Linked DNA regions of Mus musculus: region 2 is linked to region 1. A link is a loop called in an ENCODE intact Hi-C map of the cell type or tissue named here. Cell type or tissue: heart. All regions are shown on one strand. Each heading gives the region's core, and the rest is flanking DNA. Links, peaks and the distances in the headings are about the cores only.

Evidence for each region. Hi-C counts contacts between places; a loop is a spot of excess contacts. Peaks named below come from ENCODE experiments on the same cell type or tissue, not always from the same donor. Only the 100,000 strongest peaks of a DNase experiment are listed, where the experiment ranks them.
Region 2: it touches region 1 in a loop (3-fold over the local background); 3 of 42 quality-filtered maps call a loop at or near these places.

The regions. Positions count from the first base shown.
Region 1 is chr14:97,827,110-97,832,506 of GRCm38, reverse strand. Dach1 (dachshund family transcription factor 1) reads left to right here. Exons shown (of 12, transcript NM_007826.3): 9 at 1,066-1,213; 10 at 4,123-4,266; 11 at 4,697-4,765. Among named protein-coding and RNA genes, the nearest start is that of Gm25831, 140 kb to the left of the region's middle. In heart, for the core only: a CTCF peak has its summit at 2,440 (motif pointing right); no DNase peak of the experiment used is centred there.
Region 2 is chr14:97,328,948-97,334,344 of GRCm38, reverse strand. No RefSeq gene overlaps it. Among named protein-coding and RNA genes, the nearest start is that of Gm23276, 5.0 kb to the left of the region's middle. In heart, for the core only: a CTCF peak has its summit at 2,756; no DNase peak of the experiment used is centred there.

The DNA of each region.
Region 1 (5,397 bases), core at 71-5,070:
TCCTGTGCTCTGGGCAGGTGGATGCAGGCAGAGTTGCTAGACACTTTTCCACTCAGCCCAGGGTGAGCATGCCTGACCCACACAGCGGGGGACCCCGAGGCCATACCCTGTAGCCCTGGGGTTATTGGAGAGAGGGAATAGGGAAAGAGGTTCCCAACACTGGTGAGAGTGTTGCAGTGGATCTTGATGGAGCAGAGACACTCTGGTTTAGGAGCTTTATTGAAGAGAGAGAGGGAGAGGGAGAGGGAGAGGGAGAGGGAGAGGGAGAGGGAGAGGGAGAGGGAGAGGGAGAGGGAGAGGGAGAGAAGGCTAGAGTGAAAGAGAGAGAAAGAGGGAGAGAGGAGAGGAAAGAAGAAGACAATGAGAAAGAGGAGAGAGAAGTGAGAGAAGTGAGAGGTAAAGGAACAAAGGAGTAAGAGCAAGAGAGCAAGGTGGGGGCCTAAAAGCCCCTTTTATGGACTTTATTGTTGCTAGGTAACTGGAGAGGAGTTTAGCCTGAAGGTCAGAAGCGTGGGCCATTGCTTTTACATGACTACCTACCATGCTTCTCTTGTGCAGGTTGTGGGAGGTGGTAATTTAGGCAGGGGCCAGAGTTACAGGATCATGAGGGAACGCCTACCATGTCATGAAGGTGAATTATGACCATCAGGGTTCAGACTTCAGCTCAACTGGAGACCAGCCTGCAATTCCCTACAAGTTTTAGAGGGTGTGTCCTTGTTGGGGAATGGTTGCATGAATTTGAAGATGCTGTCAGCCTACCAGGCCACGCTGGATGGCTCCTGTAGAACTGTTGCCTGCAACTTTTCCCATTTGTATTTTATAGTATGCTTTGGTGTGACACTTATTATCTTTTTCAAAAGCTAAATAGTCTACTTCAAACCAATGAACCCACATACCATAAATACTTGTCTTTCTAAATAGTTTAATTAGACTTAGAAGGTTTTCTAGTTTGTTTTAATTGTTGTATTTATGCATTTGTGTTTGCAGGAATTGAATACATCCAAATAACTAACAAAATGGGTTTTATACCAAAATATCCTTATGCTGAATACCTTCTTTGTCCAGGGCCTCTTGAAAGTTGCCATAGACAATGCCAGAGCTCAAGAAAAGCAGGTCCAACTGGAAAAAACAGAGCTGAAGATGGATTTTTTAAGAGAAAGAGAACTAAGAGAAACACTGGAGAAGCAGCTGGCCATGGAACAAAAGAACAGAGGTACCTGGGAAAGTCCACACAATTCCAAAAGTTTAAGTGAAATATTTGACATAAAAATACTGTTCTGTGTTTGGTTGCTTACTTTAATTTTTGCTACGTTGCCTGTAACAAAGCTCAGAATAGTACTTGATTCCCAAGTCTGTTGTATTTATGAATGTTCAAAGTCCATACTATCTTCTGTTTTCTACCTCAGGATTGGGTATATCTATCCATATCATTGATCATATAGTTTTCCTTGCTTATAGGGTTTAATGAATTCATATTCCTTACGATAAGAATGGGCTCTGATAAGATGAGAACTCTGAAGAAGAATGTTGTGTTCACTCACAGTTGCTCTTTGAAAAACCTCAGGAGTTAAAGTCATAAAACTAAAATAGAAAAGACTGATTATTCAAGCAAAACAGGTTTGGTGAGATACTTATCAACTGACATGGAAGCTTGATGAATATCTGAGCAAATGACTGAAGTTAAGTGTTTGTACGATTTTCCTTCTGAATGCTTCATTTTCATTCAACAAGGTCAAGTACATAAAGTACAGATCAAAGTGAATTCTTATTGGATAAAAATAATGGCATTATTGATCTGCAAATTGTTTCTTTTACAATATTTTACTGGTCATCGATAAATAATTTTGAAGGTCATTCATATTTGTGTATTTATTTTTTACATGAATTTGACGATGACAGCCAATCTCTCCTTCGATTCAGCTACATGATTTCACAAGATCTGTAGAAAAGGTTGATTTCTCTTTCCTTAATTTTATAAGTATCCATTATAGATTCTTCAACTGTCCACCTTTCATCTTTGAGGTGGTCATTTAAAGATCATTGTTTCTGTTTTAGAATTTCCACAGTTATTGCATTAGTTGTTATAAATCAATATCTAGTAGGTTTCTGAACTCAGCTTTTTAGAGACATCATCATACATCACATAACACTCATTCAGTATATAACATGGTATAAAATAATGAGTATGCATAGATTTAAGAACTAAAATAATTCAAGCATGATAATAGATGTGTGTGAAGTGAATGAGGATGTTTGAGCAAAGAGGTGAATCTGTGGAACCATTTTTGATGAGAGAGCCATGTTTCTACCGTTTTTCTAGCCTGAAGAAGATTCATATAAGATTAAATGATAGGCCGTAGCATTTCTAAAATAACCTTTGGAGACTGGCAAGTCTAGTAAGACCAAGTTTTACCTTCAGTATTATTCCTCTAACCACTAGAGGGCAAAACATCCACAGATCACACCTTGAATCTCCTCCCATTTAATTAACTTCCAACAGTAAGCTGAAAATAATAATTATTCATACTTACCCACTATAAATGTATCTACTTATAAGTGTGTTATCCTGCAGACAACTGGTTCAATCTTATTTCAGGCAACCATATAGGAGGAAATTAAATGGTAAATGGCTCAGTGCTGCGTATTCATGTTTCATGATCATGTGCTCTTTATAAACTTGTTTCAAAACTACTAGATCTTTTCATGGATAAATACTAATATAACATTTGGAAAAAGAAACTACAAGTACAGTAAAATAAAAATATTATTTCATTCTTAAAGAAAATTAGCATTATTTTGAATCAGTGCCAATTATTTCATAGATAACAATGTAGTCAATGCCCATTAGGGGTAAAATTATTTGAGATATATGATACAAAAGCCAATGAGCTCAAGGGTTAATGGGCTGCCATCAAGGTAGACCGAATGGTGATACAAATGAGACATGGGGAATAGAAACTGAGACTAAATATTTACTAGAAGACTTTCCTACCTTTACATGCCTATTAAATATGAAATTAAGTAAATGCATTGCTCTTCAGTGGGTAGCAAGACACAGAGCCGTTTCCCTTTATAGCTCAAAGATTAAATTTGTCACAGTGATGTCAAACATCCAGAGTGCTTTTTAATTATCCAGATAGATAATTTTTAAAGAATTAACATTTGCCTCCATTTCTTCCTAAGTCCATCTACATAGGTGTAGACAGAGTAAAAACCATTTAATCTATGGATGTACATTTTGATTGTTCATATTGTTATTATTTGTTGATTAGCATTAGGCACCACTATTCTAATCATCTCATGGGAGAAAATGTATCATAACCAACTTCAGTATCATACTCTACTTTTTCATACGAAACCATGTCGTCGGTCGAACATTATAACTTCAAGGAAGATTTGATATATACTCTAACTTCAACAAAATGAAGCTATAATATGTTTCCTTGAAATATGCTATAGTATTACCCAGGAAGGAATCAATTTTAGAAAAAAATAATATTGCTGATTATGTTGATATTATAATTATGTTAAAATGACTACTTCTACATATGAATGACATAATTATGTCATTCCTCATATACATGCAATATTCTCTATTTTATAAAATCAGAAGGAATAATTATTAAAAATCTAGTTGTTGGTTTTTTTTTTCTTTTTGGTTTCTTTCAGCAGCAGTTGTAGAGGTACGGCCTCCTGAGATGAGGGACACACATACATCAGGATGCATTATTGTGTGTGCTGTATAATATGCACACAAAAATATGCACTATTGAGTGTACTCTGCAGTGAACTGATTCTAAGCAGAGACTAAGCCACAACGTTTATTTTAACAAGCTCCCTGTATCAGTGAACACAAAATTTACTGTAGTTAGTACCATCTGTTAAATTTATCTCTTCATAGGACAATTAAGCCATTCTTGTAGTTATTTAAGGGTTAAATATAGAATTGGCTTTTATGAACATATTCTTTGGGATAATTTAAGGTGAAGTTGGGACTTGGGGTTTCCTCATTGTAGCCAGACTCTGGTCTATAAGGAGAAATAAATACTATGAGGATTATTGACCATTTGTAAATCAGCATCATGACAGACCAGAAAAGTAATTTGCAGGTTTCTTTTCCAGCCATAGTTCAAAAGAGGCTAAAGAAGGAAAAGAAAGCAAAGAGAAAACTGCAGGAGGCACTAGAATTTGAGACAAAACGCCGTGAGCAAGCGGAGCAGACACTGAAACAGGCAGCTTCAGCGGACAGTCTCCGGGTCTTAAATGGTGAGAACATGCATTTTTTTTTGAATACGCAACTTTGCTTTGCATTAGAGGAAGGACAATGTTGACATGTGCTTGTGAGTGTGTATATGTCTAGGTCTCATGCGCTATTTGATAGGTGATTTGATCATTGTGTGATTTGATCTCATTATCTGGGACTTGGCATTGCTTTTCTGCTTCTCAAAATTCATTTCTACAGAAAAAGGATGCAAGATTAATCCAAGAACCCCTACTTCAGTCTATCATATGTCCAATTTTACTTTATCTATCTACACCTTCCGAAAATTCTTATAATTACCATTCTGTTAAATCTTGAAAAGAGGAGACTTACGTGGTTTTAATTCTGTATCAAGTGAACAGGTAGCTCTTGTTTTTAAAAGACAATAGGAATCAAATGAAATCTATGTCCTTTCTTAACTCTTTGTGCTTTTAGACTCCCTGACCCCTGAGATAGAAGCTGACCGCAGCGGAGGGAGAGCAGATGCTGAAAGGACAATACAAGGTAGGAATTTGCAGAGGCTATAAATCTAGATCTGGCTATATGAGTTTTTCCTCTGCTTTAGGCCGCTATTCAAGCATGTAGCCTACCATCTGGGCCACATCAAAACAAGTTCAAACAAGGTCAAGTTCATCTTGCTTGTTTATAGGACTGAATTCATTTTGTGCTGATAGATTTTCTTTAAATTAACAGGTCATTTCTGTTTATATAATGCAATTAAAAGGGAATAATTAATTTTAAACATTGTATGATTTAATATTGGACACAGTGAATGTGTTTTATTGAGTGTTCGAAGCACAATCTAATTCTGGCAGGCTGTAAAATTCCATTCAACATAAAGTCATGTGCTATACAAATAGTTTTAAAATGTAAAGGTGTCTACTCATTTGTGTGACAGCCACAGCAGGATACATATAAAATATATTCACTAAATGCTAAGAATAAGAATTATTGTTTAGGTCGTATGTGGATTTTCATATGTTCTGTATATTATAATATACATTTAATAATGAAGGTATGCTGAGCAAGATCAAATATAGGATAGTAAGGAGGTTGTGTTAAACAGCTAGAAAGCTAGATATGGTATATTGTGGAGCCTCTGGGATTGAGCAAGAATGAAATCAGAAGGCAGCGTT
Region 2 (5,397 bases), core at 90-5,089, 500 kb after region 1:
TCATTTGTTAAAAAGAATCAAAAAAATTTTGGGTGCCAAGACTAAGTTTTGCCCTATGGACATAACAAGAAGTTGGTTTGTCAACATGAAAATAAATCCATAAAAGATTAGCTTAACAAATTGGAAGCAATGTGATCTTTCGAAACTCAAGCTATCCACAGTAAGTGGTCAATAACAATTTATTGATGGTGATAATGTTGTGGGCCCTTTGAAGAGCTGTTAATAATACAACGCAAACCATGTGCTGTTAAAATCCCTTGAATAGTTATTTAATAATATGATTAGACTAATTTACTGCAAGATTAAAATTGTTATCTGGCTTTAATGTGGCCACTAGAATAGCCTTGGAAAAGAGTCACTGTGCAATGCTTTTCTTAGAAGACATACTTTTGAATGTTCTTATAACATAGCAATAAAATATTGCTTTAACCTATTATCAAATTTAAGATTGTGATTTTGGAGAAGTTTCACTTTCTCTTCTAGTGAACAAAGTATAACATATTGATTCTTTCTGCGGGTTAACACATTAATTTGGTCTGGAAGGCTGGCATTAAAGATATAACTTCATTGTAAAGAGAATCTCCAAGGCTTTCTCTTAGAGGACTGGGAATTCATTCAACATTTCAATGCCATCCCTCTGTAATCTGTTGATTGGTGTTCATAATTCTTCACAGAGATATTGTGAAGATTAATGAAATAGAGTTTGTAAAGTATTTTATCTCTTCAAATGCAAGTTGTGTGAGCTGAACGTTTAGAAGCCTCATTATACACAGTCAGCGCTGTGCCAGAACTCTTAAACTGTTAGTAAAATCTCTTAAGTGTTGTACTTTATCATCGCTGTCTTGATAATGGAGGGCTATGCCTATCATATCCGTTTTTGTCTCTTCAAGACTGTTTAAGCATAGGACTACTGATGCTTGACATTTATCTACGTTACAGGGATCCTCTTCCATTTGGAGTGGATGGAATTTGTACAAGATCCATCTTATAATGTTATCTAATAATGTCAGGCTCTATATATGTAAAACATAGGGTTGCAAAACAGTGATGCACTTTAAAGCGTAAGCCTATGTATAATAAACACCCCAAGGCCTTACATCACAACATAGAGGGCTTTGTTCTTACAGCAGAAGACCTTCAAAGTATAAGAAATCCTATTTATTAAGATATATAAAAGGTAATATTATGTCAACAGAATCTCTTAAATATAAGACTAATTCAAAACTGTATTTTTCTAGAAGACTCTATAATTTTTAGAAAAAAAAAAACAAAAATGAAATTCCTTTTGAACTTCTTATTATCTACTTCTGTCTTATGGGAAAAAGAAGTGATGAAGCGTGAACATGCAAATTGAACCAAGACTATCAGTTTGAGATTTTGGGGGGAGGGAATGGTGGAGTCCACTTTCACAGTCATCATAGATTTTCAGAAAGAATTATACTAAGAGGCTGATATCACTAAAATATTTTCAGTTACAAGAAGAATTACTGGTAACTTACATGATTAGATTTCTTTTATGAAGATGAATTAATCTTCAAACTTAGTTTTTATTTTCACTACTATAATTTGAATTACGTTGTATGCTTTAGACAGAATAATTAAATTTTCATATTCAGTTCATACAAATACACCACGTGGCTTCACAACGCAAGAAAGATCATAGTGTTTATAATGACTCAACTTTGCAACGTTACACTTCTCTGATGCTGATATATATGTAACATAAAAATTTTTCATTTGACACAGCAGAACAATATGGAATTAAAAATATAGTGAGGATTAGTGAGGAAAATTAAATCTGAGGGAAATAATCAGGTGAAGGAATTATATGGTTTAATTGAGCATTATAATATACAGTATCACTTGACTCTGATGTTTATTTTATCAATATAGAATGTTTTATTAATCCCAACACTGTTGCTCTAAACAGAAAATTATCATATTCACCTATATTTTATACACTTGTCATATTTTAAGTAATCATAAATAGAGACTGTGGTACTATAGTACATTAATTGACATTAGAAATTTAGCAGTGTATATAAATATTTGAGTCTATGCTTTATTGAAGGGAATCATTTTATAGACAGATATTTTAGTATAAAATTATAAAGATGTGATCTGAAAGAATATTTTAAAGACTCTTCTTATTCCAAGTTGCAAAAGACTATTATCTGCCACTTAGAAAGATTCTAAATAACCCTACAGCTCAGACTTGATTGAATTGCAAAGATCCAGTATGACTAAATATAAAGTCATATAAAATTCTAAATATAGTTATGTTTTAGACATGTCTGTTTGACCGGGTTTTCTTATTTATACAAGGTACTCTTACATTATATTACAGTGGTTTATATGTGATTACATTTGAATATTTTTGGCAATTTTTTTCACTTAAGATTTATATTCATCAAAATACTGAAACTGGTAGAGTTACTCTATACTAGGAATTTTATAACATGACATTCTGTAAGTTTCCCCATGGAGTAAGTGGGGAATAACCAAATAGTTCAGGAAAGCAAATAATAATTTTTAAAATGTTTATATTTGGAAAAGAACTCCAGGCTTTCTTTAAGCATAATCACTAATGTTCAAACAGGATTATTTATCAAAGAAAAACAAAATGGCTAGCAATAATGTGAAATTTAAAGACTTGAGAGTATCTATCAAAGTTAGAAATAGTTGAAGTATTTGCTCTCTTATAAGTGTATAGAATTCCACAAGGATTCAGAGTAAACTGTGAAGAAGGGTGAAAGCGCCACCTATTGATAAGAATATGCAAATTGTTTGTTGACAGCGCTTAGCAGAGTAAGCTGCTCTAACTAAAGTAAAAGAATTTCCAAGGCTGAAGATTTTACTTGCTCATTATAGAATTATTTTATTTTATTTATCAATAATTGGCTCATTTCACATTTTGATCAATTCTAGTTATCCTGAAACAGTGGTACCTGGTTTTTCAGTACATTCTGTTTGGAGAAAAATAATGATCCTCTTATAGGTGTATTTGAGGAATTGTGTACTGAAATAACAGAAACAAACATATCTAATCATATCTGTTTTATGAAATAATGAATTTCCTAGAATAAAATGAGCAGCCACAATCCCATATTTGTTTTACAAAAACAAGGATATAAAAGTCATATGATTAAATAGATTCTCTTAACATACATCAAGCATATACCATAATAAATGTGTCTTGAATATATCAACATATTCATTAGTTTTCTCTTTTCCTTTAGTGTCTTACATCCTGATAATGTTTTTTAACTCAATATGTGAATATTCACCACTTGGATTGGAATTAATATATCATATAGTTTTAATGAAAAGAAATTTATTATTTTAAAATAAGATTTTATGCCTTCATAGAGAAGAAAGATTAAACTTGATATAAAATAGCTTTATTCTTGTGTTAGGTCACACAAAGGAAAGGTGCTTTTTTTTAAATGAACTCAATAATATATTTATCCTTTCAATTCACTGAAAGTTTTGGGACTTAACTCCTAAACTTATCTAAAGTCAGCAACTGCTTACAACACGAAGTCAAAGGGCAGCAATTCTTAGTAACCTTCAGAAAAGTTCTTCCACAGTGGAGGGTTAGCTCACACAATCACCTAACTTTGGGAAAGAAAGCATGATTTGAAGGCAGTTAATTAAGTTAAACTGTGCTAAAATTTGTCTTTAAAATGAACTCTGCTATACGATATTTACCAAGAGAGAAAGAAATAAATGCCAGATTTCCCCAATTTTCTAAATATGATGTTTAAGGATTATTGCATCAGTATTTATTTCAGTTCAATGCAATTGTAATGTCTCCATTTTACTAGCCTTAGTTGAAATTTTACAGGTTACCTTTGTTCTTTCCTAGATCAATAAAGTAACAGCAGATAGCTATTAATATATTTCTTTGCATCTGCACAGCGAAAACTTTAAATATTAAAACGAAATATTGCAGCCCATATATCATCTACTCTTACAAGACAGGAATGACAGTATTAAGATGCACATTCAGGATAGCACTCTTTCTACTTTGAACGCTGTCAAGAACAAAGTGCTTTACAGACTTAAAATAAATCTAGGTACTAATCCATTGAATTTCTGACAACAGGAGCCCAAGGTTTCCATGCACTTAGCTGAGTACTGCCTAAGAGCTTGTGCATTATTTATGTCCACTAATGGTGTTGCAATGCGCTTTGTGTGAGGCGGTGACAGTGCAATCTGCTAAGATAGCTACTGCTGTGGACAAAGCCATACATTTTCTTGAGCTTGAATTTTTGACAGAATACTCTATTAATGCCAATTCTGCTTAAGTAAATGCTGAACAGGGGTCAGTTGTTCCTTTTTTCCCCCTTCTCTTATTATTTAAGAAAACAGTGCCATAAAATTGAAAATGATGTTCTGAGGTTTGTGGGATTCTTGCAGTACAATAGTAGCTGGTAAAGGTCATTCTACTTTTTTGTCTACTTTTATGATTCCGTGTGATGGTCCACAGACTCAATAGGAAAGCTCTTAGCACCGGGGTAGGGAGGTGCTAGTAATTCCAGTTTCAATGCCATTATACTCTTCAGTGGATCAATAGAATTAAATGAGCTGAGATATTAGGAAAATATTGAAAAAATGCAGGAGGTTGCATTGTTTGACCAAGGTTGGGATGAGTTGAAAATGAAGAACCAAATAAAGAACCATCTATAGCAGCTGTCAATAAATCATGAGAAGCACACATGGAACCGAATGGAATACAGCATAAAGCCTCAAGCCGTGAATGACTGTAATGCGTTTTGTGTCTTTTAATCAATTTATTCCAAAAATCCAATACAGTTATCTGTTATCAATCACGTAAGGTTTTTCATGCAGCCTGTGCATGTGTTCACATTGCCTTACTTAAATGTTCATGGATCTTTAACAGTGTTTTTGTCCAGGGGAAATATTCTTTAAATGGATTGAAAATAACTTAAAATTTATATATACATATATAAATACATATACATATATGTGAAGGTGTACATATATGTATATATGTGAAATTCAATGACAAAGAAGTGAGAAGATATGCTTCAGGTTTTTTTTTAATAAAAATAAGTATTGTATTCACTTTTTAACATCTCTATTTCTTTGAATGCAAAACTTGTGCGGAAGATAGATTTGTACATGATTTCACCCTATATACTGGTGTTTGTTATTTAATTAGACTCAAAGAGGTCAATACATTCTAGTCTCCTTAATAGCAAAATCAACTTAAAAGTGTTTTATTTATCTCAATAATAAGAGATGCATTTTAGATTGAAGAGCAATAATATAATGATATTTCTCGTTGAATTAATAGGCACAGAAAGAGTCTCATCAATCTTTAAAATGTGGAATATTGTGTAAAATAACTACATAGATTTATTTCTTGTT